3 separate regions of the Homo sapiens genome follow, and regions 1 and 3 are each linked to region 2. A link is a loop called in an ENCODE intact Hi-C map of the cell type or tissue named here. Cell type or tissue: adrenal gland. All regions are shown on one strand.

Region 1 (8,000 bases), 170 kb after region 2:
TAAAACTTAGGTAATTCAGGCCCTCATGGTAAAAATCTCACATCTTTTTTACATTCAATACAGCCATCATCACATCCTAACTGGAGAGTGCTCCCTGAGTTAGATGGGTTTTCTGTGTAGACATCTGAGCAGTGTTGTAGTTAACAGATGCCATAACTAACCAATTCTATAGTAATTCTTTATGGGTTCCTTGAATACATTACAGGAGAATAGAATGTTTTATTTAGTTTGTCTGCCATAATGAGATTGTTAACATTCCTTAGAAACCTTGCCCAGTGAAAAACAGAATTATTAAAACAGCTGTTTTAGGTGGAGACAGCAAGGATTAAGGTATAATGGTATTTCAGACTCACAGTAACAATGTTCTTTTTTCAAGAGGTTTTTTAAAGTAAGAATTTTTTTTAGTTCATAGTATAGCTATAAAACCTTATCACTAAACAAATCCAGCATCTAATTTTTGCTATTACCATGAAAATGATTAACAGAGTTCCCTTTATACATTCTCATTATCTTAATGACTTTTTATCCACTGTTAGGGTAACAAGGCAAAAAGCTCCTTTAAATACCACATGCAGTCAGTTTAGTAAAAAGCAACTTATGCACCTCACCAAAAGATAAAGAAAAAAACTTTGGTGTGTTACATCCAATCAAGGCTCACTGGAGGGCTGGAGTTTGTATCTTGACTCACCCATCTAGTAACAGTATTATTTTGTTTATGCCTTAGCTTCTTTGTCTGTAAATTGGCCGTGATAACTACCCCTTGAGGTAGGAAATTATTACAAGGATAATGAGATAACATGCAGAAGGCTTTTAGAACAAAGCTCAGTAAATGTCTGCTACTTTTATGTCGTTTTTGCTTCATTCCCTGGATTAGTGATAAAGCCACATAAAGTATGAGCATCCTCATCCAATAGCAGTATGGAGGAGTGTTTGTTTGTTTTGAGACATGTACTGAGGACTCAATAAATAGGTCACAAGTGAACCATGCATGTACTTAAAATTGGGCAACATAATAGAGTTAAATTCTGATCTTAGTTTGTATTTATTACAGCCAATTTTGAAATGACTTAGTTATTAGAAATATTTGGAAAGGTTGCTGGCTTTGTGAAGGGGTGGGAGGACATTAGAAATTCTGAGAAAAGCTATTTACATATATTAATGAGCCTTTTGTAAATACCACATTGAACATAATCAAATTTAAAGTAAACTGTAAACCAGATAAAATAGATGATTGGCTTGGGTTGCTTTTAAAATATTTAAAATATTGGCTTGGGGATGGCCAGTGCCCTCTGTGGAATGTTTCCTGAGAAGGGGTAGCTAAAGAGGAACCTCTGCCTATCCATCATCATGTCTCTGGGTTTCATTGTCACCCTAAAGCCACTCTCAGATGTCTTTGTGCAAGGCAGGCAGGGCAAGGCCAGCCTCAGTCTTCCCAGTCTCCTTTATATTTTATACTGCAATACCAAGTTCAGCCAGAGTTCATGTTTCTGAAGTTTCTTAAGCATTTGGAAAGTTACTTCAAAATTTGGATCAATTTTAAAGAAAGTAACTTTGAAGTTGAGGAATCACTGGGGAAAGTATTGATGGCCAAGGATCCTGTCTTAAATGGCCAAATATGATCTAAAGAACAGTAACAGGGAGCAAAATGAAAAGGGAAGGGTGAGAGTATGGAGAAGTCAGAAAAATGAGTCTGTTAATGAAGAAAGAATGACCCTATTAAAGCCACCAAACTTTGATTTCCTTGTGTGGGAAATCATTTTTCCAATTTTCACTGTGGAGGTATGTGTTACCAGCGCCTCAGGGCTAAAGACAGAGAGTCTTCTGTTTTCCCTGGGACGTTTGAATGACCTGTGTCTGCCATGGGGCCCAGTGCTCTCCACCAGCAATTGCTGCTGGCCTCGGCGCTGACAGGTCAACACTGGCGCTGAAGGAGGCCCTTGTTGCTCCAGGGGCTGCCCACGTGAGCACAAGAGTTAGAGGTTTTTGTGTTTTTGTCTGTTTGTTTTAGTTTTCATTAGTACCTCCTGCAGAGGCTCTGATAATCAACCGAAGGAGTTCTCCATAAAAAATTCCTACCTCTTACTCAACACGAGGCTCGACATTAAAGGAACATCATCTGAGGTTTAGAGAGAAACATACATTGTCCATCATAAAAATGAACTTTTTGGGTAAATGGTGATTTTTCTGTTGCTTTAAAAAAATACATACAAAAGCCTAGGATAAAATGGAGAAAAAGGGGAAATAAGAAACCTGTGCATCTTTCTGTAAATCTTTTATCCTGTACCTAGAACCTCCATCCAGGATTTTGTGTCTGGTGATCTTTCTGAGAGTGTGATTTGGTTCTAAGCCTTAATAAAATCCACCAAGAGTGATGCAAAGTTCTACATCTAATTAAAAAGGAAAGTTTCTTCTGTAATGCACACCCTTCAAATTCAAGACACAAAGGAACATTAGTTCTTATCCTTTAAGACTAAATTACATGAATAATAAAATGTGATAAACTGTGATTTGTCTTTTTAACTTGTTGAAAGGCTTTCTGGGATTGGGTTAGACATTCCTTTTATCATCAGTCCTCTCTACCTGTTTGTGCTCTTGAATGACAACTAGATGCCCATTTTTAACTAAACAATATGTGTAACTCATTTTGTGTTCTAACAGCTTCCTATCATATTGTGTATATGGCACAATAGGACATAAGTTTTCAGGCACTTCAATAAGGAAAAGTATGTCTTATTTAATTTATGCGAAGGATATATGCTATCTAACAATTTTTTAAAAACCTGTGACGTAGTACCCTCAAAACTGAAATACACATATTTAATATGCTTACCAAGAGCCTGCATATGAATGCATCTGACCCAGTGCTCAGCACAGAGTAGGTATTGTGTAACTCTTAGTTAAAAATAAATGTAAAAACCATTTTCATTCAAAAAGAAATCATGATGCTAAATGGTAGATCACTCTTAAATACTCAAGTGTCGGTAAACATGCAGTTGGGTTTTTTATTCCTGTGTCTGGGTCTTCCCAGGAATTGTCTCCCTGTCTGCAGCTACTGAACTTTTATGTGCACTGGGGGAATGTGGAGCCCAGGGCATTCTGCAGCTCTGTATTTTATCTGTGACTAGCCTTTCTCTTGAATGGATCTTGTCCTAACTTCCTTATTCGTAAACTTGCTTTTGCAAAGCTGTCTGGGATTTCTTTAAACAATCAAGCTCTCTCCGTATCTCAATATTTCTCCCCACCAGAATTTATTGCCATGTACACTTACGAGAGTTCTGAGCAAGGAGATTTAACCTTTCAGCAAGGGGATGTGATTTTGGTTACCAAGAAAGATGGTGACTGGTGGACAGGAACAGTGGGCGACAAGGCCGGAGTCTTCCCTTCTAACTATGTGAGGCTTAAAGATTCAGAGGTAAACCCACATTAACTGTTTCCTCTCCCTTTCTGTGCGGTGATTCTCTTTGTGGGGAGTCACGATGTTTGACAGCGGAACTTTGTTGGGTTTTGCTAAGTTCTGGAATGTGACAGTAAATCCAGTGTGACCTGTCATTGTTTGATCTTGTCATTTGGCACTGCGCAGTAAGCACTGGCTTCCCCCAAGCAGAATGCCATCAGGGCTAAGTGGAGGCTGAGTGTGATGGGGCTGGTCCGCATCAGCTGGGAGGATAATGTTCAGTATTAAGCTCTCTTCCTGCCTGTAACTGACTTACGCTTTGGAGTAAACTTTCTTGATTAGATCATTATGGTCATTGATTTTTAAATGCCCAAGAATGGTAGCAATATTTTGCCTGTATAAACAGAAGTATTCTGGTGATAATCGCCCCAGAATATTGGATATTATTAGAAAGTTTTTAGAATTTCTGGTTTTGCCCACACAGTAGAAAGACACAAGATCTAAGGGATGGGTACACTTTTGGCTAGGCCTTAGAATCTCCGTTGATCAGGACTGAATTTAAGTGCTGTTATCCGTATGAATTGGAAGTGCTCTCACTGTTGTTAAATAGAGCCCTAAAAATTTGATCACATAAACTGTGGTCTTAAGATAGTGCAAGTTGAATGGAATGGTGGGGTGGACCTACCACAGAGCATGGGAGTCAGTCTTGTAGGAGCCACTTGCACGTTAGTGGAGAGTTTCAGGGTATAAATGGAGTCATTTAACAGATCCAATGCACATTTAAAAAAACCAACAAGAATTAACTCCTTTTTTTTTTAAGTGTTGACAGTCAATTCACAGTTATTTTCTTTTTCTCCTCATACCTCCTAGGTACTGAGAGAGAAAAGGCTGGCAGGGAGCCTGTAGGGGCCGCTTTCTCAGGAGTGAGCAAGTGGACAAAGTTCTCTCTCTCTTTCAAATGCCAGTAGTAGAGTGTATACTGGGCTCTTACATGTGCGGCTCCGTGTACTCGGAGCTGCTCTGGGAGCGAGGCTGGGCCTGGTGCCCTGCTCTAGGAGTCCTGCCCTTGGCCTGCTCACCTCTCCTGCAGCTCCCAGAAATGATTTTATTTGCTTGGGTTTTGTTTTTTTAAGGGGTGGCATTGTTTTGCTTTTTGGTTTTTCTTGCTGCGGTCTTGAGAGCAGCTAAGTGGAATTCCCATGGATGGATTTACATAAGTCTGCCCACCCTTGGAGAATCTGGCAGAAGCCCGGAAGAAAGTAATTTTGCCCTGCGAGACAGCTGGCATATTGGACTTTTCAGACCTGGAAACAGAGAATTCAATTCTTCTCCAGGCCAGCAAGTCGAGTCCAATGAGAGTCATACAGATGATATTTCAGGGGAATTGGGTAAAACACTAAAAGCCAAACTCAATTTCTACTACCGTGCATGAAAACTCTTAAAGTGACTTTACCTTTTGGATCAGTTAAAATACGAAAGCCATTACTTGTAATGTATTTTAATAAGTTACAGTTTTCTACTTTAATAAAACCATCCGAAATAAATTTTAGGAAAACACACAGTGACTTTTTTTTTTAAGGTAAGTGGAGTTGTAAGGTACTTTCTTAACCACAGTCTTAAATTATTAGCCACAGAAGAACTAGCAGTACTAGAAATTTTTAGATATACATCTAGCTATACTATTCAATAATAATGAAAAAAAAACCTGAAAACTCAGCTCTTTCGTCCTACTTGAATACAGAATTCAGTGTAAAAGCAAAATATCCGACCCAACCTAACACCAGACCCAGCTTCAGATACCAGAACTGACGTCTGGGCATGGGGAGAGTCGTCCCATCCTGCTTCCCTTCTCTGTATGGGCAGGTCTGGGGCACAGTCTGGGGGACTTTATAGGTGCAGGGAGGACAGAACATGGCCTTCTGAATCCATCTCAGCTTATGGGGCTGGCTGTGGTTTTTCAAAGGGAGCACATTGAAACTACTTGAACTCTAGGGTACTGCCAATTGCCTTGTTCTTTTTATGGAGTATAGGGAGTAGATTCTAAGCCTGTACTAGGAAAGTTAACTGGTCACTGGAGTCTTGTTTCATTGGTATTCCTTTTTTTGATATGCAGCCTATTGAAAAATAGTGAGAGATTGCTTTTGTATAACTTTGTTCGTTAATAAAGCAGAATCAGAGTAAAAATTTAACCCGAACTTTTCCTGGTAAATGTTTCTTAAATTTCAATAAGCAAAATAAAGAGACTGTAAGTTGTGTTCCTGGTAGATAAATGGCATATTTTTATTCTTTCAGTAACTCATGTTTTGTTTATTAAGCCTTTTGTTTTGTTTTAATTGGAATGCTTAATTTACTGCAAGATAGACTCAAGCATAAATTAATTTAGAATAAAGTACTTTGTAACAACAGATTCCGTTCTGGCTCCTGTCCTGCCTCTCGTGGTCTCTGTTGTTGGCTTACTTGGCTGGTTTAAAATTCCATGAGTATCCCAGAGAGGAATTCAACCCCAGAGCACTTTTTAAACACTTGATAGTTGGGAAGAAATATGCTCTGCCTCTATGCATTGATAGAGAAATTTCAATGTATAAACTCTGTGAAATTGGGTGGAAAGGCCACACAGGACAGCCACTGCCTCTTTGGATAGAGAGGGGTGAATAGGATGGGGGAAGAGAGGTTCCAGTTGTCCCTGTTAGTTTTTTAAAAAAGAAAGCTCCTGAAGCAAATGTGCAAAATATTAATATTTTAATGTGTTAAAACCGGGTAGTAGGCTCGTGAGTTATATTCCCTGTACTTTTTATGTGTGAAATATTTCATAATTAGCCATGTGAAAATAAGTCCGAGCTTAGTGTTTAGGATGTAAACTAACAGTCTTCCTAGCCTGGAACCTCCTCTTAGATTTGACCAGGTCCGAGAAGTGCCTGTGCTTGGAGCCCTCTGGGCTCTTACAGGCGCCATACTCTGCTGTTTTTTTCTCTTATAGAAATGAGTAAAAGCCACATGTTTTAATTATTTTTTTCCATGTTTTCCTGATCTATATCCTTGTGTCAGGTGATACAGTGCTATGTTTTCCCAGAATGAAAAGTGGGGCTTTGGGGCTCAAGCGGGTTTGTATCATCATTAATCGTTTTTAAAGTTGCATGATCAAAACTTCAGCATGCAAATGAGACCTTTTGCTCTGTTTTAAGGGCTCTGGAACTGCTGGGAAAACAGGGAGTTTAGGAAAAAAACCTGGTAAGTTACAAACCCTGATGCTTACTTTTCAATGTTTTGAATGTAATTGATAGTTGCTCCCCATCTTTGTGTATTAGGGCCAGAAGCCTAAAATAAAAAGAATCTTTCCTAAGAGTGGTGAGAGTAAGTCCTTTCCTTGGAATCCATTAATAATTTTACTTGGTTATGAGATTTGTCTGTTGCTTCACACATGAAGAGTGGAGACGTTACCTAACAGAATGTTCTCTTGGGTTGTCGAGAAATAATTCAGGTGAGGCCAGGCACGGTGGCTCATGCCTGTAATCCCAGCAGTTTTGGAGACCGAGGCAGGTGGATCATTTGAGGTCAGGAGTTTAAGACCAGCCTGGCCAACAGGGGAATCCCGGTCTGTACCAAAAAATAGAAAAATTAGCCAGGCATAGTGGCATACACCTGTAATCCCAGCTACTCGAGAGGCTGAGGCAGGGGAATCACTTGAACCCGGGAGGCCAAGGTGGCAGTGAGCCGAGGTTGCTCCACTTCACTCCAGCCTGGGCGATAGAACAAGACTCTATCTCAAAAAATAAAATAAAATAAAATAAAATAAATATATAGATAAATAATTCAGGCAAGATGCTGGGAAGTTATAATACATGGAGCTGTAGGATTATGGGCTCAGCTGCTTCTCCGTCTTCCTCTTAGGCTTGGTTAGCCCTTTTTCATTTCATAACAATGCATTCCCAGGACACAAACAATGGAGAAGATTAGAGTGTAGGTCCCATTAATGTAGAAGCCATAGGATGGTTTTCCTCGGTACACATTGAAGGTACAAAATTGTAGTCATGCCTCTGAATCCAAAGTGTTTTAGTTTATTTCAGTAAAATCACATGTGCTATAAATAGCACGAAAAAGAAAAGAAAGAAGCGGATGTGAAATAATACGGTTTCTGTGGCACGTCTTCCTGGTCTAGGTCATTTGAACTTTTTGGCTATCATATTCTTAGAAAATTATAGGTTGAAACAGTCACTGAATTGCCAAGAGACGGATTTGCTTGTCTGTCTGGTGCCCAGCTCCAACTGGGCTTACATGGCTAGGGAAAAGAAGGGAAATTTCACGTAGTCTAGGATTTTATTTTAGTCAGATAAATACTGGATGGAGTATTTAGTCAGATAAATACAGTGGATGGAGATACATTGGACCACCCCACCAAATCTCCGTTTTAAGTGTAAGTTTTCTAAGTTTTGTACACTTGTCATTCCAGAGGGTCCAGATATTTCATAGATGAAGCCCAGGTGGGCTTTGCTTTGCACTGAAACTAGCAAGAAAGGACACAAAAGACTGCAGAGAATGTTGGGGCAGATTGCTGGCTGCGTATGCCAGGTCCCTTGAGGAGCAAGAACATCCAGTGCCAAATAGGACA
Region 2 (8,000 bases):
TAGAGCAGCGCCTGCTGCCTGGCAGACACGCAAGGGTTATTTGTTGGTTTATTAAATCAAGGAGTGTTTGAGGTCCTTCAAGCCTGGAGGCCCGAGGGCTCTGAGCTGGTACAGAGCAAGTGCTGGGGGCAAGAGAGACAGGTGGGGAGTGAAGGAGAGAGGCCCACTTGGGACTTGACTCTGAATGTCTGGGAAGTAGGAAGTTAATGTAAGTTTTAAGCAGGGGAGTCCCATGATGTGCTTTTGTTTAAAAATCTCCTTCTGAGTATCATGTGGGAGTGGATTGGAGGATGGATAGAGAGGAACATTCCATTGACTCGGCTTCCAGCTGTCTATGGATGTTGACGTTTCTACCTAGCCTTCTGCTTTATCTTTGTGATGAGGATAATGTGGTGTACTTTGTGAGGTCTCAGGAATGGTTTGAGATGAATGGTAATTTGTGTAAACTTTCCGGAGTTTCTCTGAGGAAAAGAGAACCCCATAAAATTATTACTATTGATCAAATGAAATAGCAGTGTAAGACAAAGATCAAGAATTATTTAGCTTTATAAACAAATTAATTGAGGTTATGAATATAGGTTTCTATAGGAGAGATTTTGTTTCCTTTTTTTAGTGAAAGAAATCTTAAATGTATGGGAATGAATCCTTAAAATAGCAGGCTTTTGCATTGTCTATAGAAGCTGTTCTCTTTGAGGAAGATCTGTTTTGTAAAATGCTGCTGTTGTCTGTCCAATCTGGAGTTTTAATTAGTATCAAAGGGAGGGAAATCCTGCAGTAATCGTAACCTTACTTTAATTCTTAGTTCAATTAGTTTTAAACCACAGTCATTATCTGTTATCTTTAGTTGTTTTGATCTTGGTAGATGAAGTGATTAATATTACAGTTGTGATTTGGTAATTTAAAAAATAACATGTTTTTTCCTACTACAAAAGGAATACATGTTTATTGAAGAAAACTTTTGGAAACATATATAAGGAAAGAAGACTAAAAGCCTACCAAGATCTTACCATCCAGTGATAATGACTGTTAATACCCTGTGAAGGTCAACATGCTCAAATTACCCAGCAGGTGCCTGGTGTGAAGCTACTTAGCCCGGGAGAGTTGAAGGCCTGTTAGGGACCACGAGCACTGAAGGTGGCAGGACGGTCCAGGGCCAGTCAACCCAGACCTTTGTGGTTCTGGGAGGATGCGTCCTGGTGTTACTACACCTTATAGTTATTTAGGAGAATGTGGGTTTAATATGAAATCTTCTGATTTTTATGTGGGCCACACTTTTTATTGTTAACACACTGGGGTTCAAAGCATACCTGAGGGCTGGATTCAGTCTTCGTTGCCTTGCCAGTTTGTAGCCTCAGGTACGTACAGTTTTGTAGCCTGTGTTTTTCACTTAATGTGTTGTATTTGCAGCCTTTTTTGCTACATCGTCATATATGTAATCAGTCACTTATTGCTGGACCTATAGATTCTTTGTCTTTTTGCTTTTTAATAAAGATAGGTAAAATTCTTGGACCAAAAGTTGTTTGTAAAGCCTTTGCAGCATACCGCTCTCAGATGCATTCCCCCTATCATGTAAAAGGTACTTGTTTCCTGTTCTCTTACCAGGACTGGGTAAAACCATCTCCAAAAACATCTTAGCCAATTTTATTTGTTTTAACTTGCATTATTTTCTGTATTACCAATGAGTGTGAATGATTATTAAATGCCTATTGGCCTTACACAAATTTATTTGGTAACCAACTTGTCTTGCTGGAACTCTAAGTTCCAGCAATGTTTTGGTCTTGCATTCAATGCTTCTCAGTCTTTGTGATTCCAGATAATATTAGTACTGTGTTAGTAGCAATAATTAGTACTAATTGTAGGCATCGTTCCCCAAAACTGAGGGCATCAGTATCTTTGGCACAACTATAATCCACTTAAAGTACTGTGACTGGGAAGTTCTTTTTTTTTTTTTTTTTGACAGAGTCGTGTTTTGTTGCCCAGGCTGGAGCGCAGTGGCACAGTCTTGGCTCACTGCAACCTCTGCCTCCCGGGTTCAAGTGATTCTCCTGCCTCAGCCTCCTGAGTAGCTGGGACTGCAGGCATGTGCCACCATGCCCAGCTAATTTTTATATTTTCAGTGGAGACGGGGTTTCGCCATGTTGGCCAGGCTGATCTCGAACTCCTCACTTCAGATGATCTGCCCTCCTCAGCCTCCCAAAGTGCTGGGATTACAGGCGTGAGCCACCGCACCCAGCCGTGATTGGGAAGTTCTGAGTTTAGTTAGCTGTTCAGTGAATGTTTGAGTACACGCTGTATATGCCTGGCATTGCTCTAGGTGAGTAGCCTTGAACCAAGATAGAATCTCAGCCCTCTAAGACTTCTATGCTTTTTTAAAAATTCTCGAGTTTTTCATACAGACCATCATGTTTATAAAGGACCATTTTCATTCCTAGAATTTATAATTTATTTTTAACTTGTATTTCTTTCTTTTTTTTCTTTTTTGAGACAGAGTCTCGCTCTGTTGCCCAGGCTGGAGTGCAGTGGCACGATCTCAGCTCACTGCAAGCTCCACCTCCCGGGATCATGCCATTCTCCTGCCTCAGCCTCCCGAGTAGCTGGGACTACAGGCATCAGCCACCACGCCCAGCTAATTTTTTGTATTTTTAGTAGAGACGGGGTTTCACCGTGTTAGCCAAGATGGCCTCGATCTCCTGACCTCGTGATCCGCCCGTCTCGGCCTCCCACAGTTCTGGAATTACAGGCGTGAGCCACTGCGCCCGGCCAATGTCTTTCTTTTTTTTGAGATGATGTCTTGTTATATCGCCCAGGATGGTCTTGAACTGCTGGGTTCCAGCAGTTCTCCTGTCGCAGCCTCCCAAAGTGCTGAGATTATAGGCATGAGCCACCATAACTTGTATTTGTTTATTGGCATGGAACTTCTAAAACAGTGATGAATGCTTGTTACCCTTTAATTCCTTCCTTCTTTCCTTCCTCTTTCTCTTTCTTTCTCTCTTTGTCTCTTCTTTCTCTCTTTTGTCTCACTCTGTCACCCAGGCTGAGTGCAGTGGCATGACCATGATTCACTGTATCCCCAACCTTCCAGGTTCAAGGAATCCTCCCACCTCAGCCTCCCAAGTAGCTTTGACTACAGCCACAGCCACGCACCACCACACCTGGCTAATTTTTTTTTTTTTTTTTTTGGAGAGACGATCTCGCTGTGTTGCCTAGGCTGGTCATGAACTTCTGGACTCAAGTGGACCTCTCGCCTCAGCCTCCCCAAGTGCTGGGCTTACGGGCATGAACCGCTGCACCTGGCCTTTGATTTTTTAAATTCACTTTAATTATCTTAAGTTCTGTTATACTCTAGACTCTTAGCAAGAGTCTAGAATCAACGTTAGTTATTAGTTCCGTATTTTGATTATGAGACAAGGTACAAAGCTGAGACTGTGTGATGAGAACCTTTGGAATGTATATCTGACCCAACACAGATCCCCTAAGTGCCCTTCAACCTACACATCCAATTTCTTCCTACCTCCTTCTCTACACAAAAGACATAATACATTGAACTCGGGTTGGGCACCTGACCAACCTGGCCCAATCAGTGTTCGTTTCTTCCCTGGAAATTTGAAACTAGGCTCAATAGAGAAGGATTTGGCCTTAATATGCTCAAGGACCCTAAGTAAAGGATTGGGAGTTATAAGCAGTTATGTTCTGCTGTCTGGGGACTAAGAAAGATGATTTATGGATGGGGAGAATAAAGTAACTGTCTAAAGAGAAGCAGAGAGAACACTACCTGACTCTCTGACAGCATTAAGCCACTCTCTTCCAGTCTGTTCTTGGTCCAGCTGCATTCTCGTTCTTGAGTTCTTAAGGTTACCTCCTTCCCCTTGATTTAGGTAGCTGGAGTTTCTGTTACTGTGAACTAAACATTCTTCTCATTCTTACCACAATATTCTTTTTATGATACTACCTTGTCTCTTTTTTTTTTTCACTATGTCTAGGGACGTTGTGAATTTGTTATTATTTTCTCCATATAATAACATCAACAGTTAAGGATAGCAAGAAACATGGAAGTACCAAAATTTAATCTAATTCAGGCAATCACAATTTGATTGGAAAGGCCATTTTACAAATGCGGACTCTGGCTCGGACCTGTTTTAAACCGGTGTAGATCTCTAGCTGAGGGAAAACAGGAAGGAAGAAATTTTGAAGTTACTTTTAAATGTTGCAGAATTTCAGTGGTGTCATTTCCTTTCACATCCATATAAAATGTTGACCTCCTGCAAAAACCAATACTAGGGACATTCACAGTGTACAGTATTATGTGCATCTGTATAGGGGGTGAGTCTGAATTCTGTTCAAGTGTGTAGCCACTGAAACAAGATTTTTTTTTTGTTTGAGGCAGAGTCTTACTCTGTCACCCAGGCTGGAGTGTGCAGCGGTGCAATCTTGGCTCACTGCAATCTCTACCTCCTGGGTTCAAACAATCCCCCCACCTCAGCCCCCAGAGTGGGTAGGATTACAGGCACCACCATGCCTGGCTAATTTTTTTTTTTTTTTTTTTTGGTATTTTTAGTAGAGATGGGGTTTCGCCATGTTGGCTAGGCTGGTCTTGAACGCCTGACCCAAAGTGATCTGCCTGCTTTGACCTCCCAAAGTGCTGGAATTACAGGCGTGAGCCACTGCGAAGGGCCTTGAAACAAGACTCTAAAGTGTACTGTCGAAATACCAAGAAGTTGAATCACAGAATAGTTTACCTGGGGCTGGGCTTAGTTCTTAGATTAGCTTTCTGTGTCGTGGTGATGTCATGTATCAGGAATCCTTAACTTAAAAAAAACTCAGTGATAAGTTTAAGTAGTCCACTATCTAAATGCAGTTGGGTGGGGAGGTGGAAAAAGTGATAGGGAGAGAAAAAAGAGGATTGTAGGAGAGAGAAGGAAGAAAAAGGAAGGTTGCTTTATTGCCACAGTTTTCTTTATTCATAATTGTATTTGTATGAGCTTTTTCATTTCCAAGTGGAAGAAGCACAGCATTGAAATGTAGTGACTCACATACCTGTCAAGTCCAAGGATTCTGATTGGCCTGGCATGATCGTGTGTCTGAACCCATCATATGACCAAGGGAAACGTGTACTCTCATTGGCTCTCCTGGGCCTTGGGTCTACCTTTTCCCCCAGTTGGTGAGACCAGTACCTAAACTCGTGGAATTAACAGAAAGCATTAAAGAGAAGTAGGATCTGTCAAGAGGAGAAAAAAACGCTAGGCAGGCAAAACAGATGGCCTTTACTCAGTGTATGATCAGTGTCATACAAATTAATAATTAATAATTGAAGTTACTTTTAAATGTTGTAGTATTTCAGTGGTGTCATTTCCTTTCACATACATATAAAATGTTGACCTCATGCAAAAACCAATACTACAGACATTCACAGTGTACAGTGTTGTGTGCATCTGTATAGGGGGTGAGTTTGAATTCTGTTCAAGTGTGTAGCCACTGAAACAAGCTTTTTTTTTGAGACGGAGTCTCACTCTGTCACCCAGGCTGGAGAGTGCAGTGGTGCAATCTTGGCTCACTGCAACCTCTACCTCCAGGGTTCAAACGGTCCCCCCACCTCAGCCCCCGGAGTAGGTAGATCAGGTCTGTGGCGTGCCACTTGTTTTATTTATTTATTTATTTGTTTATTTATTTATTTGGCAGAGTCTCACTCTATCGCCCAGGCTGGAGCGCAATCGTGCGATCTCGGCTCACTGCAACCTCCGCCTACCAGGTTCAAGCAATTCTCCTGCCTCAGCTTCCCAAGTAGATGGGATTACAGGCGCCTGCCACCACGCCTGGCTAATTTTTTGCATTTTTAGCATTTTTAGTAGAGACGGGGTTTTACCATGTTGGCCAGGCTGGTCACGAACTCCTGACCTCAGGTGATCCACCTGCCTCAGCCTCCCAAAGTGCTGGGATTACAGGCGTGAGCCACCATGTCCGGCCTTTTTTAATTTTTTTATTTTAATTTTTAGATTCAGAGGGTACATGCACAGGTTTGCTATGTAGGTTTATTGCATGATGCTGAGGTTTGGGCTTCTAATGAACCAGTTGCCCAAGTAGTGAACATAGCACCAGATAGGTAGGTTTTCAACCCCTGCCCCCGTTTTGGAATCCCCAGTGTTTATTGTTCTTAATTTTGTGTCAGTGTGTACCCAGTGTTTAGTTCCTACTTGTAAGTGAGAACATGCGGTATTTGGTTTTCTGCAGAAGCTTTCTTGACCTTCTCCTTTTATCTCTGATTGTCAGTTTCCTCTTAGTTTCATTTCTTTCCATAAGCAGCTGTGACCTCAGCATGGGTCATTTCAGCTATTTCCTTGCCCTGTTGCTCTGTTACATTTAGGACTTCCCAATTCCCTTTGAGGGCTTCTTATCCTTAAAATGTTGCTGTCGCCAGGGCTTTTCATACCCTCTTTTGACATTTCACTGGTCTTCCACGGCAGTCATTTTCACTGTATTTATCTGTCTGTACCTGGAGCGGTGTCTTTTTTTCTAACCCTGCATCGTGTAATGATGATGTTCTGATAGGTGATTTTGTCTTTGTGCAAACATCATAAAGTGTATGGTTGACCTTTGAACAAGGGAGGGATTAGGGGTGTTGGTCCCCAACACAGGCAAATCCACATATAAGCAGGGCTCCGTGGCCCTTGCCTGTAATCCCAGCACTTTGGGAGGCCAAAGTGAGAAGGTTGCTCGAGACCAGGAGTTTGAGACCATCCAAGCAACAAAGTGAGACTCCCATCTCTACAAAAATTTTAAAAATCAGCTGGGCATGGTGGTGTACTCTTGTAGTCCCAGCTACTAGGGAGGCTGAGGCAGGAGGATTGCTTGAGCCCAGGAATTTGAGGTTACAGTGACCTGTGGTTGTGCCAGTGCACTCCAGCCTGAGCGACAGAGCCAGATTCTGTTTTTAAAAAAAATCATATAACCTTTTTGACTCCCCCAAAACGTAACTACTAATGACCTATTGTTGACCAGAAGCCTTACTGATAACATAGTCCATGAACGCATACTTTGTATGCTATATGTATGATATATTCTATTCTTACAATAAACTAGAGAAAGGAAAATAGTATTAAGAAAATTATAAGGAAGATAAAATATATTTACTATTCATTAAGTGGAAGTGGGTCATCATAACATTCTTCATCCTCATTGTCTTCACGTTGAGTAGGCTGAGGAGGAGGAAGAAGGGTTGGTCTTACTGTCTCAGGGGTGACAAAGGTAGAAGAAAATCTGAATATGAGTGGACCCACACAGTTAAAACTCATGTTATTCAAGGGTCAACTACTTATACAAACCGAGGTGGTATAGCCTACTATACACCTAGGTTATATGTATAGCCTATTTTGCTCCTTGGTTACAAACCCCTACAGCCTGTTACTATACTGAATACTGTAGGCAGCTGTAACACAAGTATTTACAGTGGTATTTGTGTATCGAGACATATCTAAACATAGAAAAGGCACGGTAAAAATATGCTGTTACAATCTTACGGGACCACGATTGTATGTGCAGTTCATCATTGACTCAAATGTTACTGGCTGCATGACTGTACCTACTGGATCCATTGGGCGCTTAAAACTTCAATACATCTAGAGCATTGCTCACCTGCCACCTTTCTTCTGACCAACCTCTTCCTCTGTCTGTATATCCCATCTTGGTGAATGATACTATTATCTATCCTTTTGTTCATTGTTTCAGCAGTTATTTATTGATTACTTACTGTGTGTCAGATAGTCTGTGGTATAATTTTATATCATTTTGTTCCTGATTCCTAGCACATAGCTTCCAAAATCTTTGGAATTTCCTGAGTGGTGGGAGTGTCTTCTTATTCATAATGAGTCCTTTTGGATCTTATCTGAGTTCATGCTAATGAACTGGCTCCTGGGGATGAGGGGCTGGACACCCTCAGAATTGGGGGTGGTCCGGAGGAAGCAGTCAGGAAACTGCAGGATTGGAGGGTTGGAACTTTCAGCCCTCCG
Region 3 (8,000 bases), 52 kb after region 2:
GAGGCTGAGGCGGGCAGATCACCTGAGGTCAGGAGTTCAGGACCAGCCTGGCCAACATGGTGAAACCCTGTCTCTACCAAAGTACAAAAATTAGCCGGGCATGATGGCCGGTGCCTGTAATTCCAGCTACTCGGGAGGCTGAGATGGAAAAATCGCTTGAACTTGGGAGATGGTGGTTGCAGTGATTGCAGTGAGCCGAGATCGCACCACTGCACTCCAGCCTGGGTGGCTGAGCGAGACTCTGTCTGTGTGTGTGTGTGTGTGTGTGTGTGTGTGTATACACATATATACGTATATATAAATTGTATATATATAAAGAAAGAATATATATATAAAGAATATATATGCGTATATATATAAAGAAATAAAGTTGTTTTAAGGATGGTCATTCTAGTTTATAAATACATGTTTATTAGAGGCCTTCTACTTATCTATATCAACATTAGGGATTTTAATGTAAGTGCCAAAATTAAGGATCATCAGTATTTTTTCTTTTGACTTTCTGTAATTGGCTCTTTTTTCCTGAAGCTGAAATGAAGAAAGATTAAAGACTTCTTAAACATATTCTAGCTTTGGTTTAAAAATCTGAACATTATCCAAACTTGAAGAAACTATTTACCTGTTTCTTCATTGCTTAATACTTAGTCTCTATGTTTTTCTATTTTTTGTACCTAAATAAGGAGTGTTTGTCTCAATAAAATATCTAGGTCCAGCAATATGTTTAGAAAGGTTTTAATAACTTGCTGAAAGCATGCATTTTGTGTAAAGTGTGGCAAAGAAGGAAACAATTGTACTTTCACTGGGAAAAGACTAAAAGGAAATATAAATACCAAGCTGTTGATAGAGGTTGCCTTCGGAGAGTGGAATTGTGGATTTTTTTTTCACCTATCTTTTCAGTTTTCTAAATTTCCCACAATTGTCACCTATAACCTTTAAAGGGGGAAAGTGTAAGCAATCATGATGTAGGCCCTGTTGTAAAACAGAAGTAAATGGGACTGTGCCTATTTGCCTACTTGGTGCTGCCCTTTTCCGTGTGTTGTCTCCTCGCCGAAGAGCTCCGGGCCCTTAGCCCTGAGGTGCTGCCTCTGCTTGGGGCTGAGCTTCCTGCACTCCTGGGTAACTCTCCTGCTTTCTAGGCCACAGGGCCAGGGACCTCAGAGAGAAGAATGCCTTTCCTTTTCTCTAGGTATGTTTCTGTTTGTTTTCAGCGTAGGTGACCTACCTTATGCTGCTGAAGTCCCCTCATAGAGATAGAACTGATTTCGTTCACTTTTTTCTTTTCTTAACTGCTCTAGGCTTTCTGTTAGATTTTCAAAAAATGTGTGACTTCCTGCTTACATATGGTAAATGTTTACACGTCAGGAAGCTTTTCCTTTTTGTGTGTAAGAAGTAGAAGCTCACTGGACTTATATGTCAGCATTCTATTAATCTTAATTCCCCCATTTTGTTTCTGTGATCTGCTATGACATTACAAAAAAAATTGGTTTATCTTTCTTCTTTCGTTTTCCAGTGCCTTTATTGCATGGAACAGTATCCCCTGCACCCACGCTTCACCCTGGTTAGTTTACCAGGCTAACTACTTTGTGCCTCTTTGGTGAAGTTCGTATTCCTAAAAGTATGAGGTTATCATCATGGGCTCTGAATCCAGACTCTCTCTTCCATTGTTTAATAACTGTATAAACTGTGTTTTAGTCTCTGGAAGAGGGAATACTAATAATATTTAGTCCATAGCTTTGTTAATAGGATTAAATTGGCTAATATAGGTCAGGTGTACTTGCAAGCACTTAAACTTTCCATTCGTTATTATAAGCTATTACTATTAAGGATCATGCCAGTAAATCCTCACCAAAATTGACTTCATTATTTTGGCATAATGTTATTGTAGACTATTATCTTTGATTCCGGGAGTAAGGCTAAGTTGTCATTTGAATGAGATAAGGACCTCGAAATCAGTTGTAAAGACAATCTTGGCCGGGCGCGGTGGCTCACACCTGTAATCCCAGCACTTTGGGAGGCCAGGGTGGGCAGATCACGAGGTCAGGAGATTGAGACCATCCTGGCTAACATGGAGAAACCCATCTCTACTAAAAAAAAAAAAAAAAAAAAAAAATACAAACAAAAACATTAGCCAGGCGTGGTGGCAGGTGCCTGTAGTCCCAGCTACTTGGGAGGCTGAGGCCGGAGAATGGCGTGAACCTGGGAGGCAGAGGTTGCAGTGAGCCGAGATCGGGCCACTGCACTCCAGCCTGGGCAACAGAGCAAGACTCCGTCTCAAAAAAAAAAAAAAAAAAAGACAAAATGTTTTAATGAGGAGATAAAAATCACTGAACCAGCCTGTTGTTTTTATATTGGATCAGTATAGCTTTGTACCGTACCTGGAAATAAAAATAAAAATTTTTCCTGAGTAAATTAATAAGATGTAGGAAAGATATTAAGGTTTATTTTTAAGTAAGCTCTAAATAGAAATGATAATCTGATTATAAAAAGAAGAATATGAAAAATATTTAATATGCTAGTGCTCTGACTCAAAAATTAAAACCTACATTTTTTCTTTATTATTTGTTTTTTGAGACAGAGTCTCGCTCTATCACCCAGGCTGGAGTGCAGTGGCACGATCTCAGCTCACTGCAAGCTCTGCCTCCTGGGTTCACACCATTCTCCTGCCTCAGCTTCCCGAGTAGCTGCGACTACAGGTGCCTGCCACCACACCCGGCTAATTTTTTTTTTTGTATTTTTAGTAGAGACAGGGTTTCACTGTGTTAGCCAGGATAGTCTTGATCTCCTGACCTCATGATCCGCCCGCCTCAGCCTCCCAAAGTGCTGGGATTACAGGCGTGAGCCACTGCACCTGGCTAAAACCTACATTTTTTTCAATTCTCTTTTTAACATTTGAAAATTTTGCTTAATCTAAAATATACTCCAGAAGTTTAAATGGAAAGACCTTAATAAAATATTCAGTCAAATGCTCTTCCTTTAGAAATGGAGGTACTGAAGTTCATTTCTCCTATCATTCTAAATTGATGTTTCATTTTGACTATATATTTAGTGAGTTATGGCAGTAAAAGCAGCTTTAATTTTTTTTCTGAAAGCCTACTCATATTGGAGCCCTTTATAACTTGCCTCTTGAAGTATATATATTTATTCATACAAATCAAACACTGATGTCTGTGAAGTTTCATATCATCTTTTATATTTGAATTTTGTTCATATACTTATTGTCACCCAGGCTGGAAGTACAGTGGTGTAATCTCAGCTCACTGCAACCTCTGCCTCCTGGGTTCAAGTGATTCTCCTGCCTCAGCCTCCCGAGTAGCTGGGATTACAGGCATGTGCCACCATGCTGGCTAATTTTTCTATTTTTAGTAGAGATGGGGTTTCGCCATGTTGGCCAGGCTGGTCTGGAACTCCTGACCTCAAGTGATCTGCCCACCTCAGCCTCCCAAAGTGCTGGGATTACAGGCATGAGCCACCAAGTTTTTAATTGATGGCATTTTAAAGAATACCTCATATTTTATACTTTCCAGACATTTTCCCCACTTATATGAAATTTAAAATGAGAGTATAGCTGTTATTTGTTACTTGGTCATAAAGGTATTTGGAAAAGCACTGATCTTAGAATTTTAATAAAAGGCATTTATTACCAAAAAAAAAAAAACACTGGATATATTGACCTTAAAATGAGTAATTAGTATTTTCCAGTAAAGCATTTTGGATTCAACATAGACTATGCTTCACCCTACCTCACTTCTATTAGAAAACCTTTTTTAAAAAGAAATTTTCTTTTTGTCAGCTTTAGTAAATAATGTCATTCAGGATTCCTATTCACAATCTGAGATCTGCCACTTAACTTGCTCAGAAGCCTTACAGTCCACACCATTTGTTCTATCCTTTCAATTCAGGTTTTATTTGTTTATTTATTTATTTATTTTTTTTGGCGTGCTGTTGCACAATCTTGGCTCACTGCAACCTCTGCCTTCTGGGTTCAAGTGATTCTCCTGCCTCAGCCTCCCGAGTAGCTAAGGTTACAGGCGTGCGCTATCACGCCCAGCTAATTTTTGTATTTTTAGTAGAGATGGGGTTTCACCATGTTAGCCAGGCTGGTGTTGAACTCCTGACCTCAAGTGATCCACCCGCCTCGGCCTCCCAAAGTGCTGGGATTACAGGTGTGAGCCACTGCACCTGGCCTCAATTCAGTTTTTAACTTGAGCTTAAACGAGATATTTTTTAAAAGTTAAAATCTGTGTTGAGGCATATCAAGAATTGCTATGTCTCTTGGGGGAGAGATGTGAATTCCATCAACATAGATATGCTAGTTTATAGTGAACTGTTAGGAATGCTGTACCCTTGACTCATACTTAGTCTTTTCTTTGTGGCTTGTGGCTCTCTTTTCAACTTCATTAACATGTAATTGAAGTGTACTAAATGCATATACTTATTTTTTATGTTTTTTCAATTTTTTATTTTTTGTGTGTGTTGGGGGGTCTCACTATGTTGCCCAGGCTAGTCTTGAACTCCTGGCCTAAAGTGATGCTCCCACCTTGGCATCCCAAAGCACTTTACAGATGTGAGGCACTGCACTTTAAATGTGTATATTTAAAAATGTACAGTTTGGTTAGTTTTGACATGAGCATATGCCTGTGAAATCATCATTCCCAAGAGAGCAAACACTTCTGTTCCCCCAAAAGGTTCTTGTGCCTCTCTGTTTTGTGTCCTTTCTTCTCCTCCCATCTTCAGGAAACCACTGATGGGGTTTTTGTCACTATAATTAGTTTACATTTTCTAGAATTTTTCTGGAAGTGGAATCATAGATATATACTTCTTTTTTAATCTGACTTCTTTCACTTAGCATAATAATTTTGAGATTCACGCATGTTGTTGCCTGTGTAACAGTTGGTTACTTTTTATTGCCAAGTAGCATTTCATTGGATGGATAGATCATCATTTGTTTATTCATTGATCAGTTGATTGACATTTGGGTTTCAGTTTTTGGCTCTTAAAAATAAAGCTTGATAGTACATTTGTATAGAAATCTTTGTGTGGGCATAAATTTTCATTTCTCTTAACCAAATACCTAGAAGTAGAGTGGCTAGGTGGAGTGGTAGCTGTGTAATGTTTTAAGAAAACTATATTTTTAAAAGTTTGTACAATTTTACATTCCTCTCAGCAGTGTGTAGAGCTGTTCCACATCCTCACCAACACTAGATGTGGTCATTCTTTCTCATATTAGCCATTCTAGTGGAAATATAGTGGCATATCAGTGTGATTTTAGTTTGCATTTCCCTGATGATTAATAATGTTGAACATCTTTTCATGGGTTTATTGCCCATTTCTAGAAGTTATTTTACATCTCAGCCATTTCCTCACTGAGCTGTCTTATTCTTAAATTGTAAGAGTTCTTTAGATATTGTGGATACAAGTACTTTTTCTAATGTATGTGTTGCAAGTAAGTGTTTTCTTTGTGGTTTGCTTTTTTGTTTTCATAAGGGTTATCTTTTGAAGAACTGTTTTTTTGTTTTTTTTATTACTTTGAAGCCCAGTTTACTAATTTTTTCTTTTTTGTTTTTTTTTGAGATGGAGTTTTGCTCTTGTTGCCCAGGCTGGAGTGCAATGGCGCGATCTCGGCTCACAGCAACTTCGCCTCCCAGGTTCAGGCCATTCTCCTGCCTCAGCCTCCAGAGTAGCTAGGATTACAGGCATGCGCCACCACGCCCGGCTAATTTTGTATTTTTAGTAGAGACGGGTTTCTCCATGTTGGTCAGGCTGGTCTGGAACTCCGGACCTCAGGTGATCCACCCGCCTTGGCCTCCCAAAGTGCTGGGATTATAGGCGTGAGCCACCGCACCCGGCCTAATTTTTTCTTTTATAAATCATGCTTCCTTGTGTTTTGAGAAATTGCCTAGCCTAAGTTCAGGAAGATATTCTCCCATCTTTTAAGATTTTTATATGAAGCATATATGGTTTTGCATTTAGGCCTAGGACCCGTTTTGAATTAATTTTTGTGTATTATGTAAAGTGTCAGTGTTGGCTTTTCTCCCCACCTGGATATCCAGTTGATCCACTTTGTTTGTTGAAAGACTTTTTTCCTCCAGTGATTTGTCTTTACAACTTTGCCAAAAATCAGTTAACCAAACGGGTAGGTCTTTCTGAACTCTTCTTTTCTGTTTTATTGATCTGTCTCTTTACACCAATCCCAAAAGGCCTTGACTACTGTTGTTTTATAGTAAATCTTGAAATCAGGGTAAATCTTTCAACTTTGTTCTTTTAAAAAGTTGCTCTGCTTATTCTAGGTCTTTACTATCAGCTTGCCGATTTCTGCCACAAAGCCTGCTGCAATTTTGATTGGGATTGCATTGAATATACAAACCCTTTGGAAAGAATGGCATTTTCACAGTATTTAATCTTTCAACCCATGAACTTAGTATCTTAGTACCATTTATTTAGGTCTTCTTTAAGTTTTCTTCGCAATATTTTGTAGTTCTAAGTGTAGAGGCCTTGTATATGTTTTTTTGTGTGTTTGTTTGAGACGGAGTTTCACTCTTGTTGCCCAGGCTGGGCCTCCCGGGTTCAAGCGATTTTCATGCCTCAGCCTCCCAAGTAGCTGGAATTACGGGCATGTGCCACCATGCCTGGCTGATTTTGTATTTTTAGTGGTCAGGCTGGTCTCGAACTCCTGTCCTCAGGTGACTCACCCGCCTTGGCTTCCCAAAGTGCTGAGGTTACAGGCGTGAGGCACCGCGCCCAGCCTGTCTTTTGTTAAATTTACATTTAGAAATTTTACATATTTTGATGCTACTGTAAAACAGTTGTTTTTCTTAATTCCACTTTCCAATTTTTTGCTTGCTAGTATTTAAGAATTCAGTTCATTTTAATACATTAACCTTTTATCCTGCAGTTTTGTTAAATTCACTTATTGAATATAGTTATTGTTTTCTAGATTCTCTGGGATTTTCTATATAAATAGTGATATCTGTAAATAAGGAGAGCTTTATTTTTACTTTCCAATCTTCATGCCTATTTTTTGCTTGTTGTTTTTCTTGTCTTATTACTTTATTGAGTAATCTCCATATCAGTGTTGCACAGAAGTGGTAAAAGCAGATATCCTTGTCTTCTTCCTGATCTCAGGCTGAGAAATTCAGTCTTTAACCGTTAACTGTGATGTTAGATGTAGGTTGTTCATGGATCCCCTATATCTGTTTGTAGAAGTTTCCTACTAATTCTAATTTGCTGAGAGGCATTTTTTTTTGTTTTTTTTTTTTTTTGAGACAGAGTCTCGCTTTGTCACCCGGGCTGGAGTGCAGTGGCATGATCTCGGCTCACTGCAAGCTCTGCCTCCCGGGTTCACGCCATTCTCCTGCCTCAGCTTCCCGAGTAGCTGGGACTGCAGGCACCGGCCACCACGCCTGGCTAATTTTTTGTATTTTTAGGAGAGACGGGGTTTCACCGTGTTAGCCAGGATGGTCTCGACCTCCTGACCTCGTGAACCGCCCGTCCCAAAGTGCTGGGATTACAGGCGTGAGCCACCACACCCGGCCTGGTTTTTTTTAATCATGATTGGATGTTGCGTTTTTGTCAGAAGCTTTTAAAAAAATATCTGTTCACATGATCATATGGGCTTTCTGCTTTATTCTGCTAATATAGTATATTACATTTTCTGAATGGTTTAATCTTGCCATTTCTAGGATAAACTATTTGGTTATATTTTAGTATCCTTTTTATATAATATTGATGTTCAATTTTTAATTTTTGTGAATGATTTTTGTATCTGTATTCTTTAGGGATCTTGTTCTATTATTTTTTGTAACGTCTGTGAGGTTTTGGTATTATAGTTGTATGACCTAAAAAAGTGAAGTGGGTAGTGATCTCCTTTTTTTTTGTTTGTAAAACTTTTCATAATTTTTGTATTATTTCTTCTTTGAAAGAATTCACCAGTGAAACAGACTATGGCTTTCTTTTGGGGGAAGTTTTTTGTTTTTTTTTTTTTTCTTTTGAGACGGAGTCTT

Evidence for each region. Hi-C counts contacts between places; a loop is a spot of excess contacts. Peaks named below come from ENCODE experiments on the same cell type or tissue, not always from the same donor. Only the 100,000 strongest peaks of a DNase experiment are listed, where the experiment ranks them.
Region 1: it touches region 2 in a loop (2.1-fold over the local background); 15 of 110 quality-filtered maps call a loop at or near these places.
Region 3: a loop joins it to region 2, with 7 times the contacts of the local background. A loop is called at or near these places in 11 of 110 quality-filtered maps.

What each region holds. Positions count from the first base shown.
Region 1 is chr21:33,820,242-33,828,241 of GRCh38, forward strand. It overlaps ITSN1 (intersectin 1), which reads left to right. Exons shown (of 40, transcript NM_003024.3): 25 at 3,246-3,412; 26 at 6,577-6,622. Among named protein-coding and RNA genes, the nearest start is that of ATP5PO, 92 kb to the right of the region's middle. In adrenal gland, no CTCF peak of the experiment used is centred here; no DNase peak of the experiment used is centred here; H3K27ac peaks cover 265 bases.
Region 2 is chr21:33,651,060-33,659,059 of GRCh38, forward strand. The region is part of intron 1 of ITSN1 (intersectin 1); the gene reads left to right. Among named protein-coding and RNA genes, the nearest start is that of ITSN1, 13 kb to the left of the region's middle. RefSeq lists an enhancer at 5,712-6,211. In adrenal gland, a CTCF peak has its summit at 4,978; a DNase peak (open chromatin) is centred at 97; H3K27ac peaks cover 2,650 bases.
Region 3 is chr21:33,702,838-33,710,837 of GRCh38, forward strand. All of the region lies in intron 1 of ITSN1 (intersectin 1), which reads left to right. Among named protein-coding and RNA genes, the nearest start is that of ITSN1, 64 kb to the left of the region's middle. In adrenal gland, no CTCF peak of the experiment used is centred here; no DNase peak of the experiment used is centred here.